Regions from separate parts of the Mus musculus genome. Here region 2 is linked to region 1. Evidence: chromatin loops called from intact Hi-C (ENCODE). Cell type or tissue: left cerebral cortex. All regions are shown on one strand.

Evidence for each region. Peaks named below come from ENCODE experiments on the same cell type or tissue, not always from the same donor. Only the 100,000 strongest peaks of a DNase experiment are listed, where the experiment ranks them.
Region 2: it touches region 1 in a loop (7-fold over the local background); 27 of 42 quality-filtered maps call a loop at or near these places.

What each region holds. Positions count from the first base shown.
Region 1 is chr11:32,585,470-32,593,469 of GRCm38, forward strand. Stk10 (serine/threonine kinase 10) reads left to right here. Exons shown (of 19, transcript NM_009288.2): 5 at 1,844-1,916; 6 at 3,287-3,481; 7 at 3,941-4,022. Among named protein-coding and RNA genes, the nearest start is that of Fbxw11, 53 kb to the right of the region's middle. In left cerebral cortex, CTCF peaks have their summits at 3,103 (motif pointing left), 6,206 (motif pointing left) and 7,285 (motif pointing left); DNase peaks (open chromatin) are centred at 2,020, 3,117, 6,538 and 7,226.
Region 2 is chr11:32,529,616-32,537,615 of GRCm38, forward strand. It overlaps Stk10 (serine/threonine kinase 10), which reads left to right and starts at 3,651. Exons shown (of 19, transcript NM_009288.2): 1 at 3,651-3,944. The coding sequence starts at 3,789. It also overlaps a transcript of Efcab9 not described here. In left cerebral cortex, CTCF peaks have their summits at 724 (motif pointing right) and 3,720; DNase peaks (open chromatin) are centred at 2,609, 2,680, 3,573, 4,480 and 1 more place; H3K4me3 peaks cover 2,784 bases; H3K27ac peaks cover 1,034 bases.

The DNA of each region.
Region 1 (8,000 bases):
GGAGTGGAGTCATTTTGTAAATGTAAATTTGATCCTCAGGACAGCCCCGAACTGAGCTCTAAAGGACCAAGGGTCAGCATCCCTGTGTCACAGAGAGGAAGCCATCACTGGGTGTCACAGTGCTTGTGGCTCTCTGTCTAGTTTATTCCACCCTGGCCCCCCAACCGTCCTCTGTGTAGTTTCCTGTGCCTGGACAGACAGCTCCATGCTGTGACCTTCGATCGCTTGAAAAGCCCCCTAGACTTTTAGGGACCTCGATCCAGGACAAACTGGGGATTGTAGATTTAGTGATAACAAGGGTGTGAGGACTATCCACTTCTGCAGTGAGTGTGTGATTTTATAAATGTGGCTTGGAGTGGAATCAGCATGAGAGGTGGGAGAAGGGAGTGGCTCAGGAGAGGGAGTCGGGTCGTAGGGCTGGCTCCATGGGTAAAGGCACTTGCTGCCAAGCCTGGCCACCCGTGCTCCATTCCTGGAATTCACATAGTGGACAAAGAAAACTGACTCCCACAAGTTCTCCCCTGACCTCTCTATATGTGAACCCCTAGCACAGGCACCAGGTTGTAGTTTAGTAGTGAGTAAGCAGGAAAGGGGTGAACACCATATCGAATTATAAAAACAGAACCGGAAGCAATCAGGTGTGACCCACCAGACCCCAGCTTCTCACTTGCTTAGCTCAGCTTCGAGGTTCTGTGCTCAGGGACTGCGTGAAGAGCCACGCCTTCTTCAAGAGGGAAGGGGAAATGGGTCATGTGCATAGAGAAGGGTCTGTAGTGCATGTGAATAATTTATAAGTGCCCTACAGACTCCCCTGCAGGCAGCCTGCAGGGAGGCATTCCCTTTCTGTTGAGGTCTCCCTTTCCAACAACTACTTTACCTTGTGTCAAGTTGACGTGAGACTAGCCAGCACCTGGTAGCTCTGGATATGCCTTGGATGGGACTGGAATCTGATAAGGTGAAATTAGGAGCCACCAAAAAGAAAAGAAAAAGACAAAGCCAAGCGATTACAGATAATAACTTTAAAAAGGTTTGTTTGTGTATTTATTTATTTTTTTTTCCGAGACAGGGTTTCTCTGTGTAGCCCAGGGTTTCTCTGGCTGTCCTGGAACTCACTCTGTAGACCAGGCTGGCCACGAACTCAGAAATCCGCCTGTCTCTGCCTCCCAAGTGCTGGGATTAAAGGCGTGCGCCACCACTGCCTGGCACAAAGGTCTATTTTTTAAATGACAGTTATGTAATTCTGGTTGCCACTGTGTATTTGAACAGCACACTGATGAGTATTGCAGTTGTTTGTACTTAGTGTTATTTTGTAGATTCTTAATTGGATTTATAGATTACTGGGCCGGGCGCTGGAGAGATGGCTCAGCGGGTAAGAACACTGACTGCTCTTCCAGAGGTCCTGAGTTCAAATTCCAGCAACCACATGGTGGCTCACAACCATCTGTAATGAAATCTAATGCCGTCCTCTTGTGTGTCTGAAGACAGCTACAGTGTAGTTATATATAATAAATAAATAAATCTTTAAAAACAATGAAGTATATCTTAAAATAACTATTCTGTTTGTTGAATATCAACAGTTGAAAATATTAAAATCATGTTCTACAAAAAAAAATCTTTTAAAAAAAAGAGATTACTATATCAAATGAGCCTGGCCCTTTTTTTTTTTTTAAGACAGGGTCTCACAAACAAACAAACAAACAAAAAGTCCCCAAGCATGCTTGCCTCATCCCCGAGTCCCGAAATTGTGTTCCTGAGTCCACACCACACCAAGGACTTTACCCAAAGGGTGTGGGTGGGGAAGACTCCCTCGACCATGACTTTATCTTAGGGTTTTGTCTTGCAGCTGATTTTGGTGTGTCTGCCAAGAATCTGAAAACTCTGCAAAAGCGAGACTCCTTCATAGGGACACCTTACTGGTGAGTCGTGGGGCCTCTGGGGACATAGCAAGCCTAACACCCCGTGGTTAGTTGCCTCTGGGTGGATTGTGTGTGGGGCACGCGGTGCCAGTTCAGAGCCCTTAGTCAGCCGCTCAAACTGTGTGTGTCTAGCATCTGCTTCTCTTCTGGGTACTCCTGCGCCTAGCACAAGTGGCTTAGCTTCCCCACGCCCTCGTCTGTAAACTGGGGTTACAGTGGAAAGCACCCCACTAATAAACTAAACCGGATTCCTGAAAAGGTGCTTCAGCTCTTGGTTCGTCTAACACTTGTACTGAGTTTAGGGTGCTGGCTATGGGCGGGGTACATGAGAACAATGTAAATTCACTTCCTGTCCTCATGAGAAATCTCCCTGGGCCTCTCTTACGCCTGTTGTGTCTTGTCCTTTTTCAAAACTCTAACTTAAAATAAAAACCACCTATGAGAAGAGGGCTCTCTTGTAGAGGAAGACACCTGAAGTCTTGCTTTGGCCTCAGCCTGCAGATGTGTGGAGCTGGGCCCCACCTTCCCACACCTGCAGTGCATCCATTCAGGCTCAGGCATCCAATCTCCGGCTTATGCATCCAGGCTCAGGCTCAGACATCCAGGCTTAGGCTGCAGGAATCCAGGCTCAGGCTGCAGGCATCCAGGCTCAGGCTGCAGGCATCCAGGCTTAGGCATCCAGCCTCAGGCTGCAGGCATCCAGGCTCAGGCATCCAGCCTCAGGCATCCAGGCTGCAGGCATCCAGGCTCAGGTTGCAGGCATCCAGGCATCCAGGCTCAGGCTGCAGGAATCCAGCCTCAGGCTGCAGGAATCCAGCCTCAGGCATCCAGGCTGCAGGCATCCAGGCTCAGGCTGCAGGCATCCAGGCTGCAGGCATCCAGGTGGCACCCCAAGCCCAAGCTCTCACTCAGTTTCACACCTGATTACTTTGTGTTCTGTTTTTACAACTGGCCATGGTGTTCAGCCCCTTCCTTGCTTGCTTACTACTCTTAACTCTTTCTCTCCCACCCCTCCCGTTATTCCTTTCTCTTCTCTCCCATCCCCCTTTCTCTCTGTGATGTCCTGTTCTGTCTACCCCACTGTCCTACCTTGTTTGTTTTTTGCTGGAACCTTCGCCCCTCTGCCCTCACCCACCTGCCCCTTCCCCAGGACTCTGTTCTGGATGGCTGCTGCCACCTTGTGGCGGGCTCCAGGAACTGCAGCGGGCCGAGACCCTTGAGGAAGACAATAGGATGCCAGTAATTCAAATCATGGCTTCAAATACTGCCAAACCTCCAGTGTGGTGCTGGTGGTGTTCGAGACGCTGAAGCTACGAGCGGCATCCTCAGGGGCCCAATTCTTAGCCCTTATTGTTCCTTGGTTGGCTCAGGATGGCCCCTGAGGTGGTGCTGTGTGAAACCATGAAGGACGCCCCCTATGACTACAAGGCTGACATCTGGTCCTTGGGCATCACGCTGATCGAGATGGCGCAGATCGAGCCCCCACACCACGAGCTCAACCCCATGCGGGTCCTGCTCAAGATTGCCAAGTCGGACCCTCCTACCCTGCTTACACCCTCCAAGTGGTAAGGAGAGCTGTGTAATCCTGGAGGGTCGGAAGCCACTCCAGAGACGTGTGGTGCTGGGTCTGCGTGTGCACAGTGGACTCTAAAGTCGGGGATGGGGGGAACGGAGGAGAGGGCCACCTCCAGGCCTTTCTGAACTGCCCTCCTGAACTATACAAAACCTTAGACACGAGAGCAAGGCCAGTTAGCCAGGACGAGATCCCGTTATGTCCCGGAACATATTGAATAGGATCAGAGCCCAATCAGCCACATGGCCAGGCTGGGAATGGGGACTTAGGTTTAGATTCTGACACTGCCATGCTCATTCCCATCCTGCTTATGTTCCTTTTAGACGTCTGTGTCCTGGACAGTGGTGTGCATGATAAGAAGGCTGTCCCATGGACCCTGTCTCCACACACCCAGCCCTGGGCGTGCGGTGCCCGGGCTGTGGCTCACTCCTTACTTACGCCTGTCCTCCAGGTCTGTGGAGTTCCGAGACTTTCTGAAGATAGCCTTGGATAAGAACCCAGAAACCCGGCCCAGTGCTGCACAGCTGCTGCAGGTGAGGGAGATTCGTTGCATTGTTCCTCAGAGGCACCGGCAAGGTCAAGTTCTTAGCCGGCTGTGAGGTACGGTGCCCAATGTGAGGAATGCTCCATGTGTCCGGTGAACTCAGATGTGGTGGCTCACACCTCTAAGTCCAGCACCTGGGACAGACACAAGGTTTTGCATAGAGGCAAGAGGATCACTGCAAGTTTAAGGCCAGCCAGGAGCTTAGCAAGTTCCAGGCCAGCCAGAGCTGTTATGTAGAGAGACCCTTTCTCAAAAAGAAAAACAAAACAGAAGTGGATCCATCGCATGGGAGATTCTGACTTTCCTTCCACACTTCTGGTTCAAAATCAAATGTGTGGCCTTCCTCAAGGCCCACTTTCAGCATGGCGTGTTTGTTTGGGAGACGGAGCTGCTGTAAGGTGCAAAGGCCCCAAGCCTCTTGGGACCGGTTGCTTCCTGTAAATGGCACCTCCCGTGCCAGGGTATCCGGCCTGCCTGACATGGTCAGGGCAGAGACCAGCTGTCACCCGGAGCCTTGGCAGGAGCCAGGAATTCCACTTCCTAGCTGAAGCAGTGTCTGCCAGGGGATTCTCAGTGCGCAGTGGAAGAGCACAGGGCAGAGGGGGCGGGAGGAGGTCTGCCTCAGTTTACCCAGGTGCCCTCAAATGGGCTGGGGCTTCTCCAGTACCTCTTAAAATGTAGGGTGGGAGGGATACAGGGGTCTGCCAGACCTGAGGACAGTGGGCTCAAAGGGGAAGTCCTTGCCCAAGGTCATCTGGTTGGAATGGCAGCTTGGGGCACATCTTGGCTGTGGGCACCTCAGCCCTGTATCTGCTAATCCCTGTCCTTTTGTATCCTGTGTGGCCAAGCCACCGAAACTTACTAGAGCTGGTGGCTCAGTCATTCGTCTGCACAATTGTCCCTGGCCAGTGTCCTGCTGCAGTTGGTAACCTGGATCTGAAATTAGGGAGGGGTGTGAGGAGTTCCCTCTGTGCCTCCGTTTCTCCCTTGGTCGGGTAGGTAGCCAGGAAGTCTGTGTGTGGCGGACCCTGCTCACTAACAGTTCAGCGGCAGTTTTCATGGATTGGAGGTAGCAGGGAGCTCAGGATTGTCACTCATCATGCCGGGGCTAGCACCTTCTTTCTTGACAACTCCCACTCCCACCCTCACCCCTACCCCCACCCCCACAGCCAACGGCTCACTCCCTGTCTGCCGTGTTCACCTAGCACAATTGATGACTGTGGTGAGCTCTGGGCTCTCTGTTCCTTCTGTTTGCTGGAATGATCACAGCCAGCCTGTGGGGGCCCCTGGCTTCGTGCCTCAAGTTCAGTCCCTGAACTTGACCTGACCCCAGACCTTTGTCTCTGCATATCTCTGGATGCTCAGAGCCACTTGAGCCTCAGCCCCCTCCTCAGGTGCATTCTGCAATGGCTGCCCATCTCGTCCCTGGCAGCCTGGCACTCTCTCTCATTCTCCACCCCTCTCTCATCATGAGTACGATTCCCTCTGCCTTCAGAACAGGCCCAGAATGCACCACCTCCATGCGGCCACTCTCGGAGCTGCCTCGCCATTCACTCAGATAATGGCTACCTTACTGGTTCTGCCACTCCCCGAGTCAAACTCTGTAAACAGATTCCAGTCTTCCCTCTAAACAGAGCCCTCGTTAGCATGGCTAGTACTTGCCCTTCTTGCTGCAGAGACAACACCCAGTAAAAGGATCGTAGAGGAGGGATTCATTTCTGGCTCCTTGTTGTGGAGGATCTCAGTCCATCATGGTGGGCCAGGCTACTGGTCAGGTGTGTGGTGTTATTTTGAAAGCTGTGGAACCCTTAGGGGTACAGCATGGCTGGGATACTAGAGGCGTCCCTTGAAAGGGACACCCATTTATGGTGCCACTCTCTGACTCTAGCTGCCATGCAAACAGCTCCCTATGTGCTGCCACAGCCAAGACCAGAGGCGCCTCCAGCACAAGGTCACACAGCTGTCAGGGACAGCTCCTGTCCTCATTCTAGTGACTTGGCCACTCTGGAAGCTGCTTTTAATAAGTGGAGGAAAGGAAAAAAAAAGTCCAAAGCAGGGATGGAGAGATGGTTTAGTGGTTAAGAGCACTGGTCTCTTATCTAGAGGACGCAGGTTCAATTCCTGGCGCTCACAGGATAGCTCACAACTGTCTATAACCCCAGTCCCATAGGATCCATTGCCCTCTTCTGGCCTCTACAGCCACTGCATGTGCATAGTGCACACACAACACCTGTACTCGTAGAACAGAAATAAAGTTTTTTAAAATAATAATTAAGAAGAAAAAGGAACCGAGGAACGCAGAAACAAAGAGAAGGGGGCAGGCGGCAGGTGAGGAGAGCTTACTTTGATCTGAGCATCGCCCCTTAGTGGCTTCTCAGCACAAAGAGAGAAAATCAGCCTTGGAAAGGACATGTGTTTCATGACAGCAGAGATCCTGGCCGAAGAGAGGTGCCAGTTGGCACACTGCACACTGCCTCCTCCACACTGGCATCTTGGAGCCCTCAGCAGAGCTGGCTCTGAGCAGCCATCCCTCCTCCTGGAGGGGTAGACAATGAGGCAGCTCTGATCCACCCTTCTGCAGAGTCATGAATGCCTGGGGCAGCATAGGGAATGTTTGCCCGGTGTTTGGCCATTCTGGGAGGTTTCTGGGTCCAGCTCTCTGAGGGACCTCAGCATCTGAGTTGGGTGGAAAGCCTTCTCTACAGCCCCAACTAGAGGCGGTAGGTTGAGGCGGCAGTCCTCCCTGCCTAGTCCTTGTCTCTCAGAGCTTAAACACAAATCATGGCCCAGTCAGCCTTGGCAGGGCTGCTTACACACCAACTACCTGCCCTGGGCCCCTTGCAGGGAGCTGCCCTGCTTAACTGGGCCTCCGTGAACGGCTGTCCTCCCTCCTGTCTCTTCCCAGGGACCTTGAGCTCCATATAGGCAGAGCAGATGGCTCCCTTCAAGGGCTACTAATCTGATCAATATGCAGGATGCCTTGGCGAAACCTTGTACTCTGAGAACCCTGGCCTGCACTGCTGGTTTGTGCCACGTCTGCCTTAGCTGGTGCAGAGCAGTGTCCTGTGGTGTCCTGCTCAGGTCACCGTGTTACAGGTTTTAGACACTCTGGGCATCTTGGCTCTTCTCATCATTCCCAGAGAGCTATGTTCTGGTAGAGGAATGGCAGGGGGTGTGACGAGGCTGCCCAGATTGTTCTGCTCCTGACGTGGCACTGGTGATGGCAGTCAGTAATGGTGGCGCCATCTGTTGGGCAATGATAGTGATTATAATGATGGGGTTATGGTGGTGGTGATGGTACTAATGGTGATTATGATGGTGTTGTTGGTAGTAATGATGCTGTTTTGAATACTCACTATAGAGCACACAGAACACCTTAACTGTTATCCCTACTTTGCAGATAAGCAAACTACAGTGCAGAGAGGCTCTCTTGACTTGCCCAGGTTGTCTGTGAGAGCTGGGGTTTAATCCCAGGTGGCTTTGGCTTCCGTCACCTTGTCAGCACACTTAACCCTACACATCCCAGTGACCCATTGGTTAATTCTGTGAGAAGCCCACTGGGGACCACTGGAAACATGCAGCAGCCAGAGTAACGAGCTCCTGGGTAGGGGTAGCAAAGCTGAGAGTAACCTGGGAGTGAGTGGCTCACTGTACCCAAGGCTGTGCATGCCGCCCAGACTCCCTCCTCGCTTCCTTTGCCTACCTACCAGGCTGTCTGCCAGGCACAGGCTTTGGCCTCCAGTCCCAAGCCTGGCACAGGGTCTTTAGAGGCTGTGTCTCTGCCTAACATTCGGTACCAGGGGTTTTCCCTAACCTTGCCCACGTGACTCCTGAGTCCCAGCTTGGATGTGACACCTCCCCTCTCAGGAGGGCCACAGAGAGACTACGAAGCTTCCACCAGCCTCCAGCCTGTCAATCTGTCAGCCTCCAGCCTGTCAATCTGTCGTGTGTCTTCTGACCCCCTTCA
Region 2 (8,000 bases), 56 kb before region 1:
GCCTTTGCTCAGATAGAGGAAGGAGATGGGGACCCATTGAATGAAGGGCAAGAAAGTGACGAATTTTGAGGTCAGATGTCCTCAACTCCATCATTTCCATATGTCAGCTTTATTCATAATAACCAAATGGATAAATCCCAAACCCAGCTGTCTGTCCCTCAATGGTTGATGGACAGTGTATTAATGTAGAATATGGGCGAGCCATGGATTCATTCAACATGATGAATATCAGAAATGTGTTGAGTTAAAAGAAGCTAAGCACAAGCCACTGTGTGGTTCGTGGCTGAGCACTTGCCTAGCATGAGCAAGGGTCTGGCATTAATCTCCAGCGCTGGAAAGATAAATTTGAAAGGAGAGGGTATGGGAGTTGCCTGGAGAGGCAATGGAGATGTTTCTCTATCCTGACTGTGGGACAACCCAGTCCTGGCAAAACTCCCTAACAGAGAATCTTAAGGGAGAACATTCCTGCTGATAGAAATGAAACCTCAAAGAACTTGATTCGTGTTCTTTTGAGACAGGCTTTCACTATGTAACTCTGGCTGGTCTGGAAGTTGATATATAGGGCAGGTTGGCCTTGAACTCAGAGAGTCACTTGCCTCTGGTTCCTGAATGCTGGGATCAAAGATATGTGCCACCATGCCTGCCCTAAATTGAATTTTCCCCCCTTAAGTGTTTTTGCTTGCATGTATTTCTGTGCACTACCCTCATGCAGTGCCTTGGAAGGTCAGAAGAGGGCTTCAGGTCACATGAAACTGGAGTGACAGATGACCTTGCACTGCCACCTGGGTACTGGGAATTGAATCTTCCTCTGGAAGAGCAACCATTGAGGAGACATCACTCCAGCACTTTAAGTTGATTTTTTTTTGGGGGGGGGGGGTGTTCGAGACAGGGTTTCTCTGTATAGCCCTGGTTGTCCTGGAATTCACTTTGTAGACCAGGCTGGCCTTGAACTCAGAAATCTGCCTGCCTCTGCCTCCCAAGTGCTGGGATCAAAGGCATACGCCACCATCGCCAGGCGAGGGGAAAAACTTTTTTAAGTTAAAAACTTTGGCTCACCTTGGGGGTGTAGTTCCATCACAGAGCATGTTTCCTCTGTACAAGAACCTGGGCTCAACCCTCAGTAGCAGGGAAACACCATACTCATATAAACATAAAAGCAGCCCAGATCACATCAATAGTACACAAAGATAACATGTTTAAAAAGTGAGGTGGCTCAGCAGAGCCTGGAGGTCTGAGTTAATAATTCTGAGTTAATCCTGAGGACCCACATGGTGGCAGGAATGAACCAATTTCTGTAAGTGGTCCTCAGACCTCAACATGTGAACCCATACACTGGAAAAAACACACACACTCACACAGAAATAAACAATAAAATTCCTAGATGCAAAAAGACAGGAAATTTATTGTTTTTTAATGGCCAAGGAAAGAACAGAATGGTAGGAAGATGCTGTAGGGCCCCAATTTGACCTTTAATTCCCAGCATTAGGGAGGCAGGGGCAGGAGGAGTTCTGTGAGGCCAGCCTCAAGTAACAGGACAGCCAGGACTACATAGAGTAACCCTGTCTCAAACAAAATATCGCTCCCCTTCCACTCCTGCCAAATCCAATAACACAAAAAAGTGGTCAGCATCTCAAAGACACTGAAAGGCTGTAATAAAACTGCAAACTTAGACTCTTTCATTGAGATAAACACATCAAAGGCACTATTTATCGATCTTACTCTTTTTTGGTGGTGGTGGTGTTTTTTTTTGTTGTTGTTGTTGTTGGTGGTGGTTTTTTGGTTTTTTGTTTTGTTTTGTTTTGTTTTGAGGCAGGGTTTCTCTGTGTAGTTCTGGCTGTCCTGGAACTCACTTTGTAGACCAGGCTGGCCTCAAACTCAGAAATCCGCCTGCCTCTGCCTCCCAAATGCTGGGATTAAAGGCATGCGCCACCATGCCCAGCTTGATCTTACTAATTTCTATTTTAAGTTGTTCCAGAAAGTAGGGTGGGGGGAAGGCACAGCCCTTCATTCACTAGATTAGTGTGAGGCTCTGTAGCCAGAGACAGTTGAGGAAAGAAACCCCGATTTAACAGAAGTTTCAAAGCAGCTTTGGTTCTGTTGAGCCTCCTTTTAACTCCAGCTACATAAGTTACACGCCCCCCACCCAAACACCTTACAAAACAAAAGTCACTCGTGATTTGGGGCAAGTTTCCGGAGTTGTGGAACTGTCCCTTTACGCCCCCACCCCCACCCCCTGCCACTGAGACCCAGCATTTTCACCACCAGAGTGAGATTCCTCATGGCTCTTTCCAGTCAGTCCCCGTGTCTGGGAGCAACTCCACAGCGTTGCCTTTTCTGGACCGGTCATAAAAATGCAGTCATACCTCGTGCGATCTTTGGGTCTGGCTTCTTTCATGTAGCAGGACATTTTTAACGGACCTTTCCATTTTTATCCTTACTTTGTTTTCTTTTGGAACTCCTGGAAATGGTTAGCGCATTCTGACCCTCTGTCCACCCGGTATAGCTGCACAGACTTCAGCAGGTCCCGCTCAACCGAGTGACAGATGTACACTTTGGCTGGTCCACAGGCTGACTCAACAAGAACAGTTTTGCATGACATTTTCTTCTTTTAATTATAAATTTTCCCCGCACTCATTTTGTGGTGGGAACAATTGGAACTGGAGCAACTTTTATTCCGGACGTCCTTAGCACACACAACCCTCTCCGCGCCTAGTATTCACTCTCCAGCCGGCTTTTCGAATGGGGGAACAGCATTTGGCGCGAGACTCTAGGGATATTTTCGAAGAGTCCGGACGAAGGGGACCAACAATTAAAACGCTTTCTCGAGTTAAGAGTGCCCGAGTGTGAGACACTCTTGTTCAGGATGGGAGGGTCTCCAGCATAGATTCTGCAGCTGCCCAGCCCCCAGCACAATCACTAGAACCCACGTTCTGATACCAAGCAAAGACGCTGTGCAAGATGCGGGACGCCCGCAGCCAAGGTAGAGAGGGATGAGGACCAGGATATAGGAGCACCATCCCAGAGATGACTCCGCTTTTATCTCTAATGGGGCTTTTTAATTCGCAAAATAACTAGAAAGTTTTACTTAATAAGGAATATATTTGCTAACCTACCATGAAGCCTAAAGGTCCTAAAGGGACTCTCGTTTCATGTCCAGCGTCCCGGCCGTTTGTGGCTGGCGGAGGCGGGGAAAGTCCGGATGGGCGTAAGCGCGGGGCTCTGCTTTCTGCGGGGCTCAGAGGCAGCACGAGACCTGCCTAGGAAGTGTGGCGAAAGCCACCTGGGACCGCGTGAACTTTGAGGCAAAGAGCACCGAGGACTGGGGTGAGTCCCGGGGCGAGGGGTGCGGGCATCTCGCGCGGGAAGCTGGCGAACCAAGCCTCAGCGGGAGAGTTCTGTGCGCTGATGCACCCACTCGGCACCGACGGCGGTTGAAAGACACCAGCTGAACCCCGGAGGTTTGGGGTTCCGGGAGGCGCAGCGGGCCCAGGGGCCGGCCACCCGGCGGACTACAGTCTCCAGAGTGCCCCGCGGCGCGGGCGGAGCCGCGAGCTCCCGCAGCCAATTGAGGGGTCTCGGGGCGCCGCAGAGCAGGTGGAGCCGGCGGGGACAGGCGCGCGCGCGGGTGCCGGGCGTCCTGCAGGCGGGTCTAGGAGGGGGCGGGGCGGGGCGGGCGGGCCGCGGTTCCTGCAGCTCCCTGTGGCCGCTGGCGCACTCGGCGGGTGCTGCGCTGCGAGGAGGGCGGCTCTCCGAAGCCGCGGGTCCTGTCGTCGCGCTCCTCATCCAGCATGGCTTTCGCCAATTTCCGCCGCATCTTGCGGTTATCCACCTTCGAGAAGAGAAAGTCCCGTGAATATGAGCACGTCCGCCGGGACCTGGACCCCAACGATGTATGGGAGATCGTGGGCGAGCTGGGAGACGGCGCCTTCGGCAAAGTCTACAAGGTGAGAGTTCCGATTGCTGAGCCTACCAGGTCCTGCGAGCCCCTGACCCCCACTCCCACCCCCCGCACAGCTGCTTCTGAGCACTTCCTGTGTGCCCTGTACAGGGCACAAAGGGACGTTTGTAGGATCGAGGCATCCCAGGGGGCTACCGGAGGCATCCCCAGGATCACGGTGATAGGGACACATCTTTTAAAGAGGGACTATACCGATGTTGTGGGAATATTCAGGCTCTGGGCTGTGCCTGCAAGGGTTGGGAGTTGAGGACACTTCTGAAGATGAGCCTACGATCGGTACTGGGGAGGTCAGAAGGGCCCTGGAGTAAGTGAGGACAGGCTTGGGATTAGAAGGCTCAACGGAAAGCGAGGACAGGGTCCTGTGAATGCAGCTGCAGGGCACAGATTTGGCTTCTAGTCGCCTGAGTCACCAGAGGCTCCCTGTCTGCAGTTACCTCTCCCCTGGAGGAAGACAGGCTGAGGAGGAGTGGGTGGGGCATAGATGATTCCATATAGACACGTGTGCAGACGGACAGCTCCTGGGGTTTGGTCCTCTGAGCCAATTCTGAGTGCCTGGGTTGTTGTTCAAAGTACCTAACTCATCTTGACTCCACCCTTTCTCATTTCCTCCTCCTCAACACCCTCCCCCTCCCCCGGCTTCCCCAACCAGGCTGCTCAGGCTGGTCTCCCAGATCTACTTGCCTCAGTCTCTGGAGTAGCTTGGACTGTAGGTTTGGCCACTACAGCATAGCATCCCCTACTTTTATTGGGAGACTCCCATAGTTCAGCTGTCTTAGCTGCCCTCCAAAGCCATATGTCATTGTCCTTGGGGCTTTGGTAGTTAGAGGCCTCACTGACCCTTTCAGGATGCTGGACCCCAGAAAGGGCTTTTCCAGTTCCCCAAGTCGGGCCATGCTCCCTTTGACTTGAAATTGATATGCTAGCGTTGGTCTGCTTCTCGCCCCAGAAGTGTGCTCCCTAGGAAAGATGCTATAGCATCCTTGGGAAGCTTGTAAGGAACTAAGACTCTCAGCTGGGCGTGGTGGTGCACACCTTCAATTCCTGCAGAGGCAGGCAGATCTGAGTCTGAGGCTAGCCTAATCTACAGAGTGAGTCCAGGACAGCCAGGGCCACACAGAAAAAAACCCTGACTCAGGGTGACACAAACAGAAAACCAAAGCAAACAGAAAGAAGCTTAAGACTCGGGCCCCACTCAGCACTCAGATTATAGTGCTCCAGCAGCTTGGAGCAGTAGCAGTTTGGAGGCCAGTCAGACCCTTGGAGACCTCCTCTCTGAGTTGTACTTCCTGTGGGAGGGCTGAGGAACCCCCACTAGGGCAAAGTTCCCCAGTGGGAGAGTCAAGCAGAGGTCACCTGGCCTTCCAACTGAATGGAACACTTTGGCTGAGGGGTTTCTCCATATTTGAGGGCTACCGGGCCAGTCTACCCTTTCATCGGTCCTCCAGGCCTTGCTCCTCTGCTGCATTCTAGTGATGTCAGGAAATGGTCCCCAGCCTCTCTCTCAGTCAGCTCTCTCTGATGCTGCCTGCTCCTGCAGAGGTGCCTTGACCGCCGTGAGAGCCCCCAGCCTGACTCACCGTCTCTAATGTTCAGCCATTTTTCCGTCCGTGCATGCTCTTGGCTCTCCATAATTTTTTTTTTCTCTCTTAGGGACTTTGAGTCACCTTCTTGTGTACCTACTATGTGATGCTCTCAATTGTCACTTCAGATCCTTCTCCATTGTTTACAAGTTTCCTGTAAAGCCTCCTGCTAGACTGCAGGACCTCATCTGTCTCTAGTTTGCCCTCCGTCCCCAAATGCCCTGTTCTGGATTTCTGTGGTTCATTTTTTATTTAAACTTTAGTGCAGAACTTTGCTTTCTAAAAGGCAAGACTCTCCATTGTCTTTTCTGCTTGCTGGGTAAAACTCTGCTCTCCGGTCACCCACTATTTTGTTGGTTCCTGGACAGTCTGTCAGGGTTGGTGATGGGTTGCACGGACAAAGATGGCCCCCTGCGGGCTGGAGAGATGGCTCAGCGGTTAAGAGCACTGACTGCTCTTCCAGCGTCCTGAGTTCAAATCCCAGCAACCACATGGTGGCTCACAACCATCTGTAATGAGATCTGACTCCCTCTTCTGGAGTGACTGAAGACAGTTACAGTGTACTTACATATAAAAAGCAAAAACAAAAACAAAAAACCCAGCTGGCCCCCTGAGACTATAAAGGAGCAGAGACACCTCTGTTGACGCAGTGCTGTGCCTTGCATGCAGCTCATTCTTTGGGTGTTTGTGGTGATGCTCGCATTGTGTGTATAGAAATGTGACGTGTGGTGGCTTGGGATGTCTGAGGAGGATGACAGGTGACTCTCACTGTTAGGTAACTACTAGGAGGTGCTCTCTAGTGTTATTTTAGAACACATTTGAACATTTTAAAGTTTCCCACAGAGCATCCTACTAGGCTGGCCGCAGCTCATCTGTCTTTAGTTTGCCCTCTCTTGACTAAGTATCTTTTCATTTTGTGTTTAAGGGTTTTGTTTTGCTTGTTTTGCTTTGTTTTTGTTGAGACAGGATTTTCTGTGTGGTCTTGGCCGCCCTGGAACTCACTCTGTAGAGGGGGCTGGCCTTGAACTCAGATATCTGCCTACCTTTTCCGAGTGCTGGGATTAAAGGCGTGTGCTGCCACCACCTGACAAGTTTTGTTTTTGTTTTTTGGTATTTTTGTGCCCATAAGTGTGCAGGTGCCCACGCACACTTGTGTGAAGGGTAGAGGTTGACATTGGGTTTCTTCGTTAATCACTCTCCACAGCATTTTTTGAGACAGGGTCTCTACTGAGCCTGGAGCGCACAGATTGAGCTAACTACCTGGTCTGAGAGCCCCAAGGATCTTCCTGGCTCTACCTCCTGGACTTTGGGATTACAGGCTTTGTACTGCCATGGCTGGTACTGGGATCTGGACTCAGGCTTTTTCTTGTGAGGCAAGCTCTTATCAATGGAGTCATCTTCCCAGCTATTCATTATGTGGTATGTTTGTTCAACATGGCTCTGGAAAGAATAGGTTGATACCATACATATGTGATCTATGCCTAAACACACTGTGGAGCCCAGGCTGTCTGTGATTATGTAAGCACAAGCTGAATCTCTCCAGCCCGCAGAATCCCGGATGATGATGCATTTGTCAGGTGTGCCCGCATTATTGAGTGACATATGTCCGTGTTGTCACCTTGACCTTCTTCTCATGTGTTATGCGTTTTAACCGAAGTTCATTCCTGCCAGTCCTCAGCCCTCCTGGAGGACTTCCATAGGCTTTTTTCTTTTTTTTAAACTAAAACCTCTCAAATCAAAGGCCATGACCTCTAGCTACTGTCTGGTTCATTGGCCTGGATTTTCTGTGTAATCTTGGCTGTCCTGGAAGTCGTCTGTAAAGGAGGCTGACCTCACACTCAGATACTCGCCTGCCTCTGCCTCCTGAGTGCTGGGATTAGAGGAGTGCACCCGCCCTCCACGCCTCCCCTCTGCTTTCTGACAAGTCTTTCTTTGTCTGTCTGCCTGAGCCTGGAGAGAAGGGGGCTGATTTAGTCCAGCCATCCTCACTCCATTCTTGTGTGATGCAAAGTTGGTTCTGAAAGAAAATCATTTCTGGCTCATTACTCGAATTCAAAATGAGGCTCATGGGTGACATGTTTTCAGAGTTCTTGTCGTGAGCAGTCATTTCTGTGAGATGGGGCAGAGGGGAGAGGAAGTGTTTAGTTCTACAGTGGAAGGCACTGTCCTCAGCACAGTCTGGTGCAGAGGGTGAGGCGATGACTTTGATTTCTGGGGATCGCTTTGGCGCTCTAAGCTTTTAAAGGGTTAATTAAAATGGTGGGGGGGGGGTAAATGACTAAAAAAGAAAAGAAAAGAAAAGTCACTGTAAGTTGCTAGCTTACTATGTTTATATTCTTCAGTGCTGAATCCAAACACTGTGGACACTAGGGAAACTTCTCGCCACGAATCTGTATCCCCAGCCTGGGCTTCTTTCTGTGTCTGTTCCTGGTTGTTTGAAAGAGGGTCTTTCTGTGTTCCCC